Regions from separate parts of the Homo sapiens genome. Here region 2 is linked to region 1. A link is a loop called in an ENCODE intact Hi-C map of the cell type or tissue named here. Cell type or tissue: IMR-90. All regions are shown on one strand.

Region 1 (2,500 bases):
GAAAATATTCCAAAACCCCTTGCAACTGAACAGAAAATACAGGAGATGAGGAAACCTTGAACCAAAGTGAACTAGTAGAAGGGAACTTTTAGTTATGAAGACGGTATGTCTTTCATCTAAATTCAGGATAATACTTCACTGAAAAAGCAATTGTGCAGTTTCAGAATCTGGTAGGTAAAAATGATACTAAAGAAAAAAATCTACTTAAAGAAAACTTGTATTGTGTTCCTACTATATAAAAGGCATAATGTTAGCTGCTTAAGTTTTATTGACTTATGTATTTGTTCACCAAATTTTTAATGAGTGCCTACTGTATACCAGGCATATGATAGAGTCCCCAGGCTCTGGCAGATACACTAGTGAACAAAACAGACAAAAATATCTGCCATTATGGAGCTTACTTTCTAAGCAGGTTGAAAGACTATAAGCAAACGTATTAAAATAATGCCAGAGTGTGATAAATGTCATGAATAACGACAGCTAGCACTTATTGATCACTTCCATATGCCAGGAACTAGTCTATTTTGCATATATTTATCCATTTAATCCTTCTAATAACCCTATGGGACAGGAATTATCATCATCACTATTTTTTGATAAGGAAACTGAGACCCAGGGAGATTAAGAACTATACAAAATGTTTGTCCCTTGGGAATTCCTATGTGAGGAGATAAACAATGATGCCATTCAGTTGGTAAATACTGTAGGCAAAATGTCCCAGATATGCTGGGGGACAAAATAAAGCAGGGTCAGCTCTGCTTGGGGGAAGTTGTAAAGAGGAGGTGGATGCAGCTAAACCCTAGAGGAAGAGTGGGTATTGTCAGGGAGACAAAGGAGGGGTGAGAGTAAGTGTTCCAATTAGAGGGCATGCCTGTGCAAACTGTGCTAAGACACAGTTCCATGTGGGAAGATGCTAGAGACCCAGGAAGCAGCCAGACTGTGGAGTGTGCTGTGCCTAAGACATCTGACTGTCAGGAAAACTCAGACTGTACAAAAGTGAGGAGAGACAGATCCAACCATTTTCCTACCAGATTAGTAGAGAGTTCTAACTGAAAGGTAGTCATTTCCTTCTAAGAAACAGCTTTTTCAAGTAAGGCTTCTGAAAATGAACTCTCTAACAAGGCTAGGAGAGATAGAAGGCAGACCCAGTGGGTTACTTGGGTCAGAAGACTCAGCAGGGTCAGATAGGCAGAAGCTGAGGTTGTCGGGGTAGAATTGCTACCTCTGAGGACATCAGATGCTGTCAGTGGGGAAACTGCTTGTTAGGTGAAGACTCAGCATGCATAAATATTTTGAATGTTACATCAGATGGTTATATTTTAAAAGTCTTTAAATGAATGTGGCTTACAAAGTTTTAACAGAAGGGGGCACTTTGGACATGGGAAAGATGCCCAGAAAGGAATCAAAGGCTGATGGTTCTGGGAGTCCCAGGGAAAAAGTCTGCCTAACCCGACTTGCTCACAGAGCAACTCTGCAGCTTTGGACAGGACCTCTCTGTGGTTTAAGACATAGATAAATCAGGCACTGTGGCTTATGACTGTGATCCCAGTAACTCCAGAGGATGAGGAGGGAGGATAGCTTGAGAGCAGGAGTTTGAAATCAGCCTGGGCAACATAGCAAGATCCTGTATCTACAACAAATTAAAAAACAATTAGTTGGGTGTGGTGGCATGCGTCTGTAATTCTAGCTACTTGGGAGGCTGAGGCAGGAGGATCACTTGAGCCCAGGAGTTCAAGGCTGCAGTAAGCTATGATCATGCCGAGGCAACAGAGCAACACCCTGTCTCTAAAAAAATATTAAACAACAAAAAAACATAGATAATAACAATACTGAACTCACTGAGCTGTCCTGATGGTTAAATATAAAAGCACTTTGTAAACTATTCAGAACCTTATTACATCATCCCATCTAGGGACAAAAGTAACTGACAGAACTAGTGAAGGCTGCTACATTAAATTTACCATGGTAGGCTAAATAATGGTTCCCAAAGATATCCATGTCCTAAACCCCAGAACTTAGGAATAATGGCAACAGGGTGAATATTACCTTACACGGCAAAATATGTGATTACATTAAGGATTTTGGAAGAGGGAAACTATCCTGGATTATCCATGTGGGCCCTAAAGTAATCACATGTCCTTTTAAGAGGGAGGCAGAGCTGGGTGTGGTGATGCACACCTGTAATCCCAGCACTTTGGGAGGCTGAGGTGGGTGGATCACCTGAGGTCAGAAGTTGGAGGTGAGCCTGGCTAACATGGTGAAACCCCATCTCTACTAAAAATACAAAAATTAGCTGGGTGTAGTGGTGTGTGCCTGTAATCCCAGCTACCCAGGAGGCTGAGGCAGGAGAATCTCTGGAACCCGGGAAGTGGAGGTTGCAGTGGGCCAGGATTACACCACTGCACTCCAGCCTGGGTGACAGAGCAATACTCTATTTCAAAAAAAAAATGGTAGGGAGGCAGTGGGAGATTTGAGGGAGATTTGATATGAAGGAGAAGGT
Region 2 (2,500 bases), 470 kb after region 1:
CCTATTAATTCCTCTATCAAAATGACTACATTCTGAATGATCCGAACAGTCTGAAAAATACATTAAACTTTAAAACCACTCTTCCAACCACGCATGCAGAAGTTCGCCAAAGCATACAGTATGTCTTTCAATTACGTAATGCTTCAAATAGCGAACAGAGCAAAAGTTTCTGACAGAGCAAAAATCAAAAGCCCATTGCACAACCTTAAATTACCATTTGAGAAATTTTTCAAAGGTCAATTAATTTAACTCCCTTTTCTTTCTCTTAGGACAGAGATCAGGTTGAGGATATAACTGGCATGATAAACAGTATCTTCCTTGCCCTTTGTAGACCTTTTTGCTCTAAGTAATTTTTAATCTGTATTTTACAAAGAAAAACTTAGTGGACTTAAAATTGTTTCCCTCTTAAGCAGTTACCAATTTCCTGGAGATCCTGAGAAGGTTCACTGTAATCACCAAAACAAACTGATCACTGTCCTTTTTAATCCCTATACGAAACACATATGGATGAAATGGATCCATTGTAATCAAACTGATCTGGGAAAGATTAAGATACTACTTCTGAGGCTGTATGCATTTCCTTGACAACAAAGGAAATCTGCTAGGAGAAAAGTGGGCATATTTAGGAACCAATTACGTTCGAGTACTGACAGCAAAACGTGTAACTTACAAAGTCTTTAAACTGGAAAGCCCCCGGAAGGCACAATCAGCAATGTAGCTGACTCTGTTGTTCCCAATGTGCAGTGTATTTAGTAAGCTTAGGCCAAGGAAGCTTGAATCATCTAACCTTGATAAGTGATTGAAAGTTAGGTCCCTGTAAAGAAAAAAGAGAAAAGCAATAGCTTTTATTTTTCAATTCAACACAATGATTTGTTTTCCAAAAGACAGGTACTGTATGAGCTACACTAATCCTTATTTTTAAATTCTGCCTTAATAATATCCAAGTAAATATTTCTAATATCAGTAATTAAAAAAATACGTTCTCTTTACTTGAAAATAACCATCATTGCTTTTGCCAACGTGACATAGAACTGCAACAGTAGAACTGGCTTCAACTTATCACAACAAAAATAAGACTAGGTTGCATGTGAAAAAAGCTGTCACCTTGGAAACTTTGTTATGAAAATTTCACAGATCAGTGGTAAGAAGCTCATGCCCTGGCATGATCCCTGCTCTCAAACCTGAGGAGAATAAATAAAAGGCAACTCACAGCTCACTGAGCTTCTGGCAGAACTCCCAGGCATCAGGGCTGATCCTGTTGATGGCATTTTGGCTGAGATGAAGTTCCTGCAGCATCAGCAAGCCGTAAAGCCAGCCTTTGGTAATCTCTGTTAGGTTGTTATGGTCCAGCTGCCTACATTTACAGTAAGAATCAAAAGCAGGATCAAAACTTCATTATCTAGTCTCTTCAAAGGGGACATATGATTACAACCTATTACAGATTCCTATTGTTATTAGATGTTTAGCTTTTGTTATATGAAGACGTCAGCAAAAAAATACTATATAGTTTATACTATACTAAATTTAGGTACTTATAAATTATCGATCACATTACCTGAATCAAAACTGAATACTGACTTATAAATAAGATTGTGGATGATGAGATTTTAACATAGGATTTCACATAAGACCTGCTGAATGTACACTGAGCATTCTATGATCATACTACCTCAGTAGGAACTGTGATAACCCACACTTACAAAATTTCCATGTTGCTCAGCCCCCAAAAAGCTCCATCCATAAGTTTCGTTACTCCATTTCTTTGCATTTTCAGAGACTTCAGAGCACCAAGGCCTTGGAATGTCAGTCCATCTACATTTTTAATCTTGTTTCGGTTCAATTCGCTGCATTGAGTATTACAAGAGTTAGCTTATATGACAATTAAATTCTGGAGGTAGTAATAAAATGTGTCATTACTACAATATAGTTCAACCAGTCAGTGTTCAATTACATACAGTGTTTTCAGTTTCTAAACATTTTTATTGCAAAGAATTTCAATTTGTTAAGCAGGCAGTGAATTTCCTACTGAAATGTGTCATGTGTTTTTGGAATAATAAAATACTGAAACTAGACTGCACTTTAATTTCTAAAGTCTTGTCCACTCAGTATAGACACAAACAAATTAAGATTTGTTTTTAAACAATCCAGAATGAGATTATTAAATGTTACACTAAAACATGAGGTCTATCAAGGAGCTGGGCCTCAAGTTTATCCTGTACAATCTGTTTACAAGTTGGTTACTATCTTTCACCCTTCTTTTTAGGTTTAATGCTTTCTCTTTAAGGCAGTAGTTCTCAGCCTTGGTTGCACACTGGACGCAACCTGGGAGTTTTAAAAATTTCTGAAGCCTGGATCTTACCCTTAGAGGTCCTAATATAATTGGTCTAAGGTGTGGCCTGGGCAGTGAGATTTTTTAAAAGCTCCCCAAGTGTTTGTAATGTGCAGCCAAAGTTGCCCTATTGCAGGAGTCTGTTCACAGATCGCTCTACCATTATTAACA

What was found. A loop is a pair of places that touch in the nucleus more often than their neighbours do. Peaks named below come from ENCODE experiments on the same cell type or tissue, not always from the same donor. Only the 100,000 strongest peaks of a DNase experiment are listed, where the experiment ranks them.
Region 2: it touches region 1 in a loop (2.1-fold over the local background); 2 of 110 quality-filtered maps call a loop at or near these places.

Annotation. Positions count from the first base shown.
Region 1 is chr12:58,415,041-58,417,540 of GRCh38, forward strand. No RefSeq gene overlaps it. Among named protein-coding and RNA genes, the nearest start is that of LINC02403, 330 kb to the left of the region's middle. In IMR-90, a CTCF peak has its summit at 1,362 (motif pointing right); a DNase peak (open chromatin) is centred at 1,411; H3K27ac peaks cover 904 bases.
Region 2 is chr12:58,887,119-58,889,618 of GRCh38, forward strand. LRIG3 (leucine rich repeats and immunoglobulin like domains 3) reads right to left here. Exons shown (of 19, transcript NM_153377.5): 6 at 1,701-1,844; 7 at 1,211-1,354; 8 at 671-814. Among named protein-coding and RNA genes, the nearest start is that of LRIG3, 32 kb to the right of the region's middle. RefSeq lists an enhancer at 429-1,628. In IMR-90, no CTCF peak of the experiment used is centred here; a DNase peak (open chromatin) is centred at 1,243.